2 separate regions of the Mus musculus genome follow, and region 1 is linked to region 2. A link is a loop called in an ENCODE intact Hi-C map of the cell type or tissue named here. Cell type or tissue: gastrocnemius. All regions are shown on one strand. Links, peaks and the distances in the headings refer to the core of each region. The heading gives the core; the rest is flanking DNA.

What was found. A loop is a pair of places that touch in the nucleus more often than their neighbours do. Peaks named below come from ENCODE experiments on the same cell type or tissue, not always from the same donor. Only the 100,000 strongest peaks of a DNase experiment are listed, where the experiment ranks them.
Region 1: a loop joins it to region 2, with 10 times the contacts of the local background. A loop is called at or near these places in 31 of 42 quality-filtered maps.

Annotation. Positions count from the first base shown.
Region 1 is chr4:48,377,063-48,383,896 of GRCm38, reverse strand. It overlaps Invs (inversin), which reads right to left. Exons shown (of 17, transcript NM_010569.4): 4 at 1,619-1,792. Among named protein-coding and RNA genes, the nearest start is that of Tex10, 93 kb to the left of the region's middle. In gastrocnemius, for the core only: a CTCF peak has its summit at 2,742 (motif pointing right); DNase peaks (open chromatin) are centred at 2,740 and 3,051.
Region 2 is chr4:48,221,796-48,228,629 of GRCm38, reverse strand. The region is part of intron 4 of Erp44 (endoplasmic reticulum protein 44); the gene reads left to right. Among named protein-coding and RNA genes, the nearest start is that of Mir1958, 12 kb to the right of the region's middle. In gastrocnemius, for the core only: a CTCF peak has its summit at 3,290 (motif pointing left); a DNase peak (open chromatin) is centred at 3,282.

The DNA.
Region 1 (6,834 bases), core at 1,086-5,085, 160 kb before region 2:
AAGAGGGCGTCAGATCTCATTACAGATGGTTGGGAGCCACCATGTGGTTGCTGGGATTTGAACTCAGGACCTTCAGAAGAGCAGTCAGTGCTCTTAACCACTGAGCCATCTCTCCAGCTCCTTGTACTTATATTTTTTACATCTTTTTTATTTTTCTACTTATTTTTGCTGTGGTACAATATGCATAAAGTAAAACTGATCATTTAGAGAAACACCAGCACTCAGATGCTCTGAATAGGAAAATATTAATGCATGGTTGCAAAGCAAAAGTTGATTTTCTGACTGCAAACTAAAGAAAATTTGAAAAATACAAGAACCGTCTGAAGTAAAACCAAACCAACTAACCAACCAACCATACAAAACAGAGAAGGGTTGGAGAGGTGGCTCAGCAGTGAGGAGTGCCTGCTCCCATTGCAGAAGAGCAGGCCAGTTCCCGGCACCCACATCAGGTGGGTCACAATGACCTGTAATCCATTTCTAGAGCATCTGACACTCTCTGGCCTCCACATGTACCTGCATTCACATGGTGCACAGAAACTCATGTAGGTACTATGTGTGTGTGAGGATGCACTAGTGCATACACAAACACAGCACATGCATGCACACACACACACACACACACACACACACACACACACACACACACATTTAGGAAATCTTTGAAAAACCATAAGCAGTAAATATAATTATCATATGGATTTTAACTTCATGGGATTATTGGTACTAACAAGACTATGGTTCATCTACAGTGGAAAGAAAAGGATTACTGCTTGATTCCAACAAGTGACCACATTTTTCTTTCTATAAAGAAAGATCAACAAAACTATGAGCTGTGCAAGCAATCTGTTAAAATTTAAGAGCAAGGAAAGTTAAAAAAAATTCTAGCAAGAATTGAGAGGGCAGATGTCAGAACTGAAGTGCAATTAATAGTTGTTCCATGGCTAACATTTATGGAGTGTGTCCTGTTTGAGATACTGTGTTAGGGATCTTGCATTACCTCATTTTACCTTCAGTTATCCTTTTCATGTATTCCAAAATTATGACATAAATGAATTGAGTAATTCCCCCAAGAACACATACTGAGTAAGCAGTGGCTTTTGGATTGGAATCCAAGGAGACTACTGCTGACAGCCCAACCATTAAAGTCATTGCCTGCTTAGTGCACTGTGCAGGCGATGGCACTGTGAGTCCGGGTGATGCTTAGTGCGTTGCATGGACAGCCAGCCACTGTGAAGTCAGGTGCCCACACACTTAGTATACTGCACAGGCAGATAGTCATCATGAGTCCAGGTGCCCACAGGGACTGTTGAGTCTCTCACCAACGACAAATGTTGACTTCTACAGTTAAGCAGGACAGGGTTTGGATTATTGTTTTGCCACTTGGATCTCGGGCAAGCTTTAATCCTCTTGCTGGTCAGATTCCCCACCAACCAAAGGAGATGATACTACCGATCACAGGATTGCTAGCAGGGTAATGGCAGACTTTTAGAAAATACTCTCTGGGACGTCGGGATATGTGGAATTGCCCTCCCACAGGGATGGTGACAATGCCTGCGGCTTGACAAAACAAAGTGTCCCTTTCTTTTTTCATCTGTCTTTGACCCTTACTGCCCATCACCTTGTTTTTGTCCTGTGTATCCACCTCCCCAGGGGCCATAAACTTCAGCAGAAGAGCTAGACACTTGGGGCTCCTGTGCCGAGTGCTCAGGTGCAAAGGTGTCATCTCTTCTAGATCCTTCTGCATCCAGTTTGCTCTTCGAGTAAGTAAGAGTTTCATAAAGCGATAATTTCCCTAGGTGAAAAAAGGAAAAAGAGAGGATGAGAAGAATTTACTACCCTGTGGCCACTGAGTAAATACATTTTATATGTTTTCAGGATTTAAACTACTTTCATAGAGTATACCATGCAGAAAAGTTAATAAAAGGAAAAATGAACATACCTATACTAAGACAGTGATTGCTTTTTGTTTTCCTGTTTCTTTTGATCACTTATGAACACACATATAACTTACACAGTGGCTGGCCAATATTTATTGGGTTAAGTAACATGTTTTTTATATCCAGACTATTATTGCTAGGTGTTTAAAATGTTAGTCTATTATTACTGGATATGCAGACACAAAAACTTTCAATCACAAATATTTATCATAGAAAATGCTTCAATATACGTCATTTTGTACTCAGCTTTTCTCTTTTATCATAAAAACCAAATAACCAGCAGGCACATTTGAGGGTTAGGTTTGTACATTTTATGGCTTGTGTGTATTTTTTTTTTAAGTTACTGTCCTCTACCATCAATATGTAGGGTATTTATTTATTGGTTGTCAAAACAGGGTACATTCAAATACTGTAACATACACTATGTGATTCTTCTCACTGCTGTTTCCCTACAGACTGTATGTTTCAGGAAGCACAGCCATGTTTCATTGGCTACTGTACCCAGTATAATTTCTAATACAGACTACGTGCTTAGTAAATGCAAATAGATTATATGATAGACTGAGCATGAAGAAATGAAAGAGCTCCTGCATTTTTGTTTGCACTTAAATATTCTGATTCACAGTTGTCATGTGAGGTCAGATCAGTGAAGAGTCTTAATTCTCAGATAACTGGCATTTGGCTCTTCTTGCTTTTAAAAGTTTCATTGATTTTAGCTATTTTAACAGCACACAAGCCTTGTCTGGCTTCAGTTTTACTGTAAGCTCTGAGAAGAAAGACACGAAAGTTTCCTCAAGAGGGCGCCCTGCTCTAAGCTTCCTTGAGAGAGCACCAGGTTATAAATTTCCTCAAGAGGGCTCCCTGCTCTAAATTTCCTGACATCTTTCCTTACACAGAAAAAAAAAGTGCTGTTAGGAAAAAAAAATCTGTATGACACTTCATACCAAAATAAAAAAATAAGGTTTGACCTTTCTGAGCATAGCATTTCAAATATTACAGAATTATTCATTATGACCTTTTAGAGATATTCAATCAGACAGTCATTTTGGTTGTGGAATCAGAAAACAGAAAGGAGAAGGAAAGTCACACAGTTGACAGTGGTGACCAATGGGCACAGACAATGCGCCTGGCACATCCATGCTTCCTGTTATTCTTGGGTCTCAAGCTTCCCTACCAATGCGGTATGAACCAGTAATAGCTGCTCCTCCGTTCACTCAGCAAACATTGGCTAAGCCATGTTATGAAGCAGGCAATTAGAACAAAGCTTTTGACATACATTTCATCTTTGTGCTACACTAAAGTATGGTGGAAAATATCTACAGACTAAAGTACCCTTCTGCATCTCACGTGTAAAACAGAGGCAACAACAATGCCTAGAATACTTACACATGTAAAATGAGGCAGATAATATTTGAAAAATAATTGAAGAACACACCGAGTGGATGCCTAGCAAATGTTTCCTAGGATTATGAACAGTTTCCTGGATATTGGGTTTCTCATCAGACCTGGATCTCACCAAGACCAGCTTGGCCAGCAAGACAGTGTAGATGGTAGGTGGATGGAAGAAGAGCTGGTGATGAAGGGTGGCAGGTAGAAAGGCTTGACCGTCATCATCTATAGTACAGCCAGTGGTTAGGAAGAGATCCGAGAATATAGATAGTTAGAATGATAGAGATAATGGCTTCTCTGATTTTCTTACACTGAAGACCATGTCTATGCTCTGCCCACAGTTTATAACACAAGGCTAACAGGAATTTGACTGGTACTCTGAGGAGGAGTCAGCCATATGAACAGATGAACTTCTTCAGGACTGAAAGACAGAGACCTATGAGGTATTATGTATGACAGCTGGGGCCAGACACAAAATAATTCACTTGGCCAACATCAACCTCCTGGGTCTCATGAGCAAGCATTTGGGAAATACTGATTATGTTGCAGGATATTTGATAACACTGTGACCCTCCAAGATTGTGTTGTTTATTGTTAAAACATGTTTCTTGTTGTGGTGTGGCTCACCCTTAGCACACATTTAATCTTAAACGATGAAGGTAAAGTTAGCTTGTAGAAGGAAGCACCCATGTTTGAAAGTGATGTCTAACTGACTGGCAGAAAAAAGTGATGAATCAGAAAAATCTGACAGAATAGGATCTGCCCAACTCTCACAAGAAGAGAGAGGAAAGGGAAGCTACTTAAGGGAGAGGCAGACAGCACAGGAGGAAGAGAGTACAGTGCAGGATACAGTAGAGTTTGTGGAGAGCAGTGCAGTAGAGCTGAGAGGGCAAGTAGAGCAGCACAGAGAGGGAGAAGGAGGTGTTTTACCGGGACAGTTATAGAGAGACAGGTTGCAGAAAGAGAGAACAAGCTAGACACAGGTGAAGATAGAAGGAGCCAACTTGCCAGAGTTAGTTTGAGGTCAATGAAGTCAGATGCTGAGAGAGAAGCCAGATCGAATCAGTCAGCTTGGAGAGGAGTTTGAGCCAGAGCAAGGGAGTTGAACCAGCCAGCCAGAGCTCAGAAAGAGCTTATTCAGCTCTAAGTCTCAGAGGCTGGAAACATTCTATGCCCAGGTTAGATTGTACGGAGGCTGGAAGCTTCCAGGACTAGGCCTAGGTTAGCAGATTGAGGCAGTAAGCTTCAGAGATGACAATCACAACAGATGAATAAAAGTTACTTTCATACAATTATATGCTGACTCAATCTTTACAAAGAAGCAGAAGGGACAGAATTTTCAGAACTGGCATGCAGACAGACATGGTGCTTGAAAAGTAGAGAATTCTCCATCTGAATCAACAGGCAGCAGAAAGAGAGTGACAGTGGGTCTGGCTTGAGCATCTGAAACTCCAAATCCCTCCCCCAGTGACACACTTCCTCCAACAAGGCCAGGCCTCTAACAAGTTCACACCTCCTAATTACACCACTCCCTATGGGTCTATGGGGCCATTTTCACTCAAACCACCACACTCTGGTTCATTATCTCTTCACCAGAGAAGCCTTCTGTTATCAGGATGTGTATTTATTCCCTCTAGAGAAATAGTACATTTCTCACTTTTCACAATCGGTGCTATAATGAATTGTTTTGTACATACTTTCTGGTAATTGTACAAGAATTTCTGGGCTCTTTCAAAAGCAGTTTCAATTTGCATTCCCAACAGAAACATGAAAATTCTTGTTTCTCTACAATTTTGTCCCACTTGGTTTTGTCAATGTGTTGACTTTGGCCAATCTAATTGGTATGCAGTGCTATTTTTATCATAAATTTAATCTGCACTTCCCTAGCTGAGATGGACTATTTTGTTGGCTATTTGTTTCTTCTTTTGTTGATAGCCTTTCGAGTTCTTTGCTAATTTGGAAACGTGGCTATTTGTACTTCATCCTGGAATATTTGTACAGACTATGGATACTCATCTTTTTGCTTTCCTTGGGATCTTTCGCTACGAATGAGCTAATATTCACAATGATATTATCTTCCCTTGCACTTTTTTATTTATCCCCTCTTATTGATTCAGTTTGTTCTTTGACAATTTCACATACATATTTAATACATTCTGTTTACTCTCTATCATCTCTCCTCTTATCTCTCTGTCAATCCTCACTCCTTCCCACTGGTCTCCTTCCCATATTCATGCCATTTTGTTTTGTGACATAATGATTTTAACCACTGGATCATCTGTGTAACCACTGGTTTGGAAATATCATGGTACCAAACCGAAGGCTAAATATTAATGTGTGTACCTACAGGCAAACAATACTCTCAACCTTAACCACAGAAGGTTTTCTTTGCAGTGAACTGTGATAAATGCAGAGACTCATGAAAGTTAAAGATGTTTAAAATAAATGATGTTTGAGTACTTAGCCCTAAATAGGACATTTATAGAACCTATCTAAGGCCCAGTGACTATTGAAGAAGGGACAGCAGGAAAAATATAAGAGCCAGAAGACAGGAAGAAGGGCTGGGAAACACTATCTTCATGCATGACATAGTTATTGTAAACAATCTCATAGTAGCTGTGGTAGGCTGCAGGAGGCCTGCCAATAGTCATGAATCAGGGAAGGCCTCCTGGCCCTGGTCCTCCCTACTGAACTATTGGCAATTAATGTATTGAGGAATCGTTCTCCCTTTCAGTTGTGAACCAAATGGTATTAACTTTTCTTCAACATTCAGTTTCTTCATATATTTTGGTATTTTTTTATAAGTAGATTGCTGCTATTACTATGGAGACAGAGTCTTTGCTGTTTAATCCTGGTTGGCTTGAAACTCACTATATAGAACAGGTTGGTCTTGCATGTGTGGTTATCCTGTTGTCTCAGCTTCCCAAGTGCTGGGATTCCATGTAATCCATGTACAGTTCCTAGGTTTCAAGTTGATTTTAAGGAAAGCCTCTTTGTTACAGTTTTATTTTTCCCTCCATATACCCTTCGGTTTGTTTCCACATAGCTCTTTGTGAAGTCTAAGAACCCACCTGACAGCATTCTCTTGAAGCCTTGTCTCCTATGACATTAGGGATACCACAGTGACAGTCACTCAGCTAATGGCAGCTTTCTGGCCCTGAGGTTGTCCTTGTTTTTTTGTCAGTTCTCCAAGCAGCATTCTCTAGAGCTGTAGAGCAATCTGAGGATACCCGGAACCTCTAACTGTATCTCTTTGCTTCAACAAAAATACAAAAGCTTTTTAATCACTCAGTGGGAAAAGAGTCTTTTCTTGAGCAAGATGTGGCTAGAATCACATTCTTTATGACTTCCGTCTGGTTGCAGTAAGTGTTTTTATCACGAACTTCTCACAGCACTGGGGATCTTCACTCATGTGTCCATCCATGAGGCCACCATAGCCCCTTTATCAGGCTACTGAGGACTTAGGCCATTTTCCTTCTTCTCAGCTGAAGCAAGGCAGCTTTAATAC
Region 2 (6,834 bases), core at 1,330-5,329:
TAGACAATTCCAAGAAGTATTGGTTATATAATTTGTAGAATATTTTTCAGTTTGGGTTTGTCTAGGTTCCTCCCACACCGAGGCTTTGCACATCTTTTTTGAGACTTGTTTTTATTTTTCAAGACAGGGTTTCTCTGTATAGCCCTGGTTGTCCTGGAACTTGCTCTGTAGACTAGGCTAGCCTCAAACTCACAGAGATCTGCATGCTTCTGCCTTCTGAGTACTGAGATTAAAGGCATGCGCCACCACTGCCTGATGTAAGATTTATTTTTAACTATGTCTCAGTTTTTGATACTCTTATAAATGGCTTTGGCTTTTAAATTTTAAAATTTTGCATTTTTTGTTAATATGTAGGGATTAAAATTAACACTTTTGTATTGCTTTGTGTTGAAATTTAATTCCAGCAGTTTTTATTTAGAATTTGCATAGCTTTCTAGTGAAAATAATTGTGCTCTATACAAATAAAGTCAGTTTTCCTTCCTGTGGTCAGTGTCTCCTTACCATATCCTGCACAGACAAGTTCATGTGCTCGTGCTTTGGGATTAACTCTGTGGAGTCAGAGGACCCGTTTCCTAGCAAGGTGTTTGCAGAATCAAGATGTCATCCTGACTCTGCACGACTCACTCTATTAGTCTCCTGTTAGGTATTCTGGGAGTCTGCTCTGGCCTGTCACTGTGCTTCACGCTGTCTGTCTTGTTCTGACTCAACTGCTTCACTCAGACGTCTCATCCAGAGTCATAGTGGTGTGTATTGGAGAGGCTCCTGTGAAAAGTTTCTAGCTAAATGAACTGGTGAGCCTGCTCATTGAGTGCTCATGTGGAGTTCAGCTTGTTCTTACATACATTGCCTCAGCTATGGTCACCACAGTCTTTTGAATTAGCTAGTGGTATTTACTCAACCAGAGCATAAGTGCCAATTCTCTGTAATGACATGTGACTGGTCCTAGAGATATAGCAAAATACACTTGTATGCTGTTTTAACTTCTCTGAAGGGGCAGTGTTAATTATGTGATGCATTATATTGATAAGCATAGCTTACTCTGATGGGGTAGGGAAGGAAGCCTCTCAGGATATGATATAAACTTGAAGGAAAAGTAGTACTTCCGCTGTAAGCTCAAGCTGTGTGGTGACAGGTAAGCGTGTGAGGAAGATCTCACTATGGTGTGGCAGGTATGCGTAAAGGTGACATCTCTCTGAGCTGAATCTTGCACAGTCCATTTGGGGAAATATTTGTAAATGCTATCTTCACTTTTCTAATCAGCCCACTTTAAGATTGATGATGAGGTGAGATTATAAAGTTGAGAAACAACAGAATTACAAGCCAAGCCAGTATAGAAATAAAATGCCATTTAAAAAAAATGAAGCATCACACGGGTATTTTAAAGACGTTCTTGGGAAGGCAGTGCACCTACTCATCTCTAAAAACAGGTGGGGAAGTCTTCTCTAGAAGACTGTTTGTTGGTTTATCTTGAAAATTCATTTCAGTGCATATTCCAGGAGCCACTCACTTGGTTTGCTGCTTGCTTTTCCGTGGAGCTCCTCTCCTACCCACTGGCAACTCAGGCAGCCTTCTGTTCTGCCTTTAACCTCACTTCCTTATGTACCCTTCTTAGTAAGGACATTGTGTGAAAGGTTCAGTTCCGTGCTGAGGACTTGGGAGGTGGAGTAGTTCCACCCAGTCGGCACTTGTGTTTCAGGAATGACCTGCACACACCCTTGTTTATCTCTGTCTGCTCTCCTCTGTGCAGCTGAAAGGGTTATTAGCACATGAGCTGGACTTCCATCAGGAAGCCCACCTACTGTTTCATTTTATTGCAACCCCAATGTAGAACTTATATTTCACTTTTAAGCTCCTAAAATTTTTCATTTGCTATACTCATTGTAGGAAATGAATGAACTATAAGGAAAATAGGGAGAGAAAAAGGAAAATGAAGGCATGACTACTAGAAAAGAAACAGAAATTGAACTCAGTCCCAACTGTCTCTGTCCCCGAGCCGACAGGAACAGGTAGTCTTACTGGTCCTACGGAAGAGCAGGATGTCAGGTCTTGTTTTTGCCATTATTCTGACAGTTTTCCTCCTCTTCTCTGTCTAAAGGACTTGGGAAACTACATCTCTAATCAGGATATATGCTGTTGTGTATTCCTTAGATGGGGTGGCAAGAATCACAGCTTCTTATACTATACCAAGGAACTCCACACTGAAACATGGTTTTGGTGTATATGCTATTTGTTGGGGGTTTTAAGGCTTTTCTAAGAGTTTGTCCTGTGTAGACAGGGGTAATATTGGAAGTAGTTACATTAGTTACAGTGGTAGCAATAAAATAGAAGGCCAGGTGTGGTGGCACTTATGCTCAGCCTCAGCATTTCGGAGGCAAAAGCAGATGAATCTCTGGGTTCAAGGCCAGCCATATAGTTTATTAGCCTACACTGGGGAGTCCAGGCTATGCATCCAGGCTAGGATACATAGTAAAATACTGTCTCGATAAATAAATCAGTAAAATGTGAGCCTTGTAAGACTATGGGCCTCACCTCTGTAGTGATCTTTACCAACTTTGGTATCTAGCAGGTAGACTTGTTCACTTGTGGTAATTGAATAGATGAATGGATTATTGAATGCCCACCAATAACTGGAGCATGACAGGTACACTGGTACTTTAAATTGGTTATCTCAGGTCTCTAACAGTACATGTGAGGAGTTTCTTCTGTACTTTTCCACATCTAACTTCATTGATTATAAGGAACTATTTTATCTCCACATGCAGAAAGTATTGTGTGTCTTACAAGGAAGGGAAATGCACTCAGGATCTCGTGTGACTCATGCCAGCTGAGTCAGCGTTTACATGTCTCCATGCAGTGATTGACTGCACACTTGCCTGTTTGACTGGCTGGAGAATTTGCTTTATTCTCAATTAAAACGTCATTGCTAGTTAAGTAGGTTTTATTCAAGGTCAGCAAGATAAAAACTAAAATATTAATAGTGGTTTTTCTGTAGAGACTAGGAATAGTTAATAATGGTGGCTGGATTACAAGTGATTAGTTTTCTTTATAGTTTTTTTCTAAAAGCATTTGTCAAATATGCATATTTTGTATCTCCACGTATATGTGTGTATGCACATGCTTCAAACATACTTTTGCCTGTACTGCAGAACATGAATCCATGCCATCTGCAGTCTCCTCATTTGAGAGTGTGGGAATAGAATTCACCATTCTGATGTTAGTGCTGCCTTTCCCTATGGAAGGTCCTGTCCGTCTGCCCCTGGTGGGACCAGGTTCTCTACTGACCTCCAGTGGCTACAGTCTGTATGGCATTAAGCAGGGACACTCAGTGTTTGTTGGTCAGTGCAGAATCATCTACCCTCCCATGAGCATTTTTTGGAATGCTCTCTGTCCTTGAATTAGACAATATGCTACCATATGCTCAAGTTACTCTTACCTGTCTGTCTTCCAGTGCTACTTGAACCTTCCTTATTTAAAATTAAGCTTTTATGAGACCTGTACATAAATCCTGCATAAAGAACGCAAAAAATATAATTAGCTCATGTGTGTAAGACAGAATTCTGTTGGTCCCGGTAAAAATAGTTGGAAAATAAACAACTATATAGAAAACCACCCAGCACTGCATTACTCGGGGAAAGTAAGCCTCAAGGTCACTTAATGTTTCTGTCTGGAGTTTTATTTGATGGTGTTTCTTGGGGAGGATGCTTGTTTTAGGGCACTATGGTTTGAGAATAGGAAGAGATACGGAAACAGCAGTTGTCCTTCTCCTGGGTTCTGCAGTGAGAACCTTCTGATGAAACCATATGCCTCCTTGGACTGACCTGGATAATAGTAGTGGGCCATAGCTGGGACAAGAGATGACATACTTGCCCTATTTGGAACCCTCCTGGGTATTGTGAGACAGGTAGGAGGAATTCATCAAGGAAAACTTAGTGACCATTGAAGCAAAGTACATGCTAATTTTCTAGTCATGAAGTTATTAACCTCCTGAAATTTCTAATTCCTTTGACATCCATTTTAACATTTGATCTATCTAGTTAATTTTTTAAAAAGCATTTATTATACCCCTGAAGTCATTCTTTGTTACATTGTTAAAATGTTAAGCTGTAATTATTTTAAAATCACGTTTGGCCAAAGCTTATGAAAAGTCACCTTTATGTCTGGACTTACTGATCAATGTAATTTTAAGGGTTTTTCTTCTTAATAATTAAAAGTTACCTCATTGTGCAGCACACCTGCTACCGTGATGTTTGAGAATTAACTCACTGACTAGTCCCCTAATAGTCTTCAAATATTAGGTAACTTTTTTCTTCATAACCAGATTTTTAAGGCAGCCTGATGGTTATAATGACAGAGTATGGAAACAGGCTCTGGCAGCCTATATCAGGAGTCGGGCAGCAGTTCTTTACAGTACTTCTGTTCCTGCTGGGTGAATATTTTCAAAGTCCAACCCCATAGCTATCTGGCCAAGCTATCACAGACAGGATAGCATTCAAATGCTGTTAATAGAACTGCAGGCCCTCAGGGTCTCTCTGATCTTAGTATCCTCTGCTGTATAAAACCTTTTTCTTTTAGTGTATTAAGTTTTCATTACACTCATTGATTTATCAGGTTTAGAAAGTTAAAAGGGGAAAACAAGAGAGACCAAAACTGTGAATGCAGTTTGGTTAGGTAGGTAGGGCTTGGGGAGAATCTAGGAGAAGTTATGGGAGAGGGGTGAAAATGATCAAAATACATTGTATGAAATTCTCAAAGAACTAATTAAGATGTTATTTTACAAAAAGAAAATTGAAAACATTATATTGTCTCTAGTAGAATCTTTTACTGTTCATTTTCAAACTGGTTCTTAGATTGCAAATTTAAAATAAAACGGTTACTCCTATTAGACTAGTCATTTTTGTGCTAGTCTGTCACAAATCCTTTCTGCCAGACCCTTGGTAGGAGTAAAATAAAGACCAGATATGTTCACCCCTTGCTGGAAACTTAGACACTCACCTCATTTATATTAACTCTGACTATACACTTAAGTTGTACAGGACAGGGTCTTTGTAGGGCTTGATATTTTCAGTATAGATTTTGAGGATTTAGTTTTGGTTTTGCCAATGTGGTGGACAAAAACCTTCATCTGGTAGTTTAATCAATAGCTTCCTGATGACAGCTGAGCATGTTTTTATGTTTATTGGCCATCTGTGATTCATAAATTGAACAATTTCTTTAGTTCACTTATTTTTTTTGATGGTCCTTTTAAAATGCAGTTCTCTTTCTTTCTTTTTATCCATATGATCATTTGTTTCTTGTGTATGTTACAAGTACCTCTCTCCTAGTTTGTCATAAAAACCCATGATCTTGCCAGGTATGATGGTGCATACAAGTTGGTGGATCATGAGTTCAAGGCTAATCTGGCTACATAGCAAATCTGAGGGCAGCCTGGGTTGCATGGTGAGACCCTGTTAAAAAACAACCCAAAATGTATTTAACCTCAAAGTGCTTTCTTGTCTATATGGGACTCCAAAATCTGTCAAGCCTGGTGGCAGTGTGTGATCCTGACTCAGGGTTACAGGTTCCTTGCCTGAGTAAACATTGTCCCCTAAGCACCCCAGGCTAGAGCAGCCCTCCTCTGTTTTCTGCCTGCTTCTCCTCCACACCCACCCTCAGTCTCCTGGGTTGCCCTAGCACTCAGTAAGTGCCCGTTGAGACTATGCTTTGTGTCTTAGGCCCTCGCAGGCTCCTCTGCTGGGCCAGGAGTGTTGTCTGGGAAAGGCTTCATGGCTTCTGTCTCTTTTGCTTTTGCAGGAGTAACACCGAGTCCTAAACTGCAACTGCCGATTTAATTTCTAAAAGGAAACCTCTAGGGAAGAATGTGGCTGTGATCTTGGCTATCTAGAAAGGGTCTTTTCTTTGGGGGACATTTCAGTTTCTTTAGTCATTGTGGCTTTTGTGATTTTTGATATCTTTAAAAATATACTTTTAAAAAATGTTCAATTTTTGCTAGTTATTATAGTGAAGCAGTAGATGTGTGGCAGTGAAGCACCTGCTGTAGATTGGCGTGCTTGTTCTTTAAAATGTAAATATGCCCCTGCCAGCATATTACACTAAAAGTCTAAGCAGACATCAGTGGCAAAAGCTTTTAGTGTTTCATCAAGTTATTTGGTATTTATTTAAATATCTTCTTCTCAGATAAAGGAAGCCATTCACTTCTATTTCTGAAGTGTGAATGGATGTTGAATTTTATTGAATGGTTTTCTGCTCCTTTTGAGGTAATACAATATTTCTTTCTTTAGGGTCTTAGTCTCTCCTTGTGGTTTTAAGTTACAGTTCCCCCATGGTTGGTGGTGGTGGCATTTCCCCCATATACCTACATAGACCTACTTTTGTGAACTATCTATTAAGATCTTTTACCCACTTTTCAATTGAGTTACTTGTATTTTCACAGTATACTTTTTTGAATTCTTTATACATTTTGAGTGTTGACTCTGTTCAGTGTTAACTTACATATATTTTCCAGTCAATAGATTGCCTCTGTAACTCTTAAAAACTGTTCTGTTTGCTTGGTGAGAGCTTGTGTGTGTGTGGTGTGTGTGTGTGTTGTTTTATATATGTGTGGGTTTTTTATTGGTTATTTTATTTATTTACATTTCAAATGTTATCTCCCTTCCCAGTTTTCCCTCCACAAACCCCCATCTTTCCCCCCCCCCTCACCTCTATGAGGGTGCTTCCCCACCTGCCTACCCACTCTGGCTTCAGTGCCCTAGTGTTCTCCTCCATTGGGGCATCCAGCCTCCACAGGACCAAGGGCCTCCCCACTCCCTTTGATGCCTGACAAGGCCATCGTCTGCT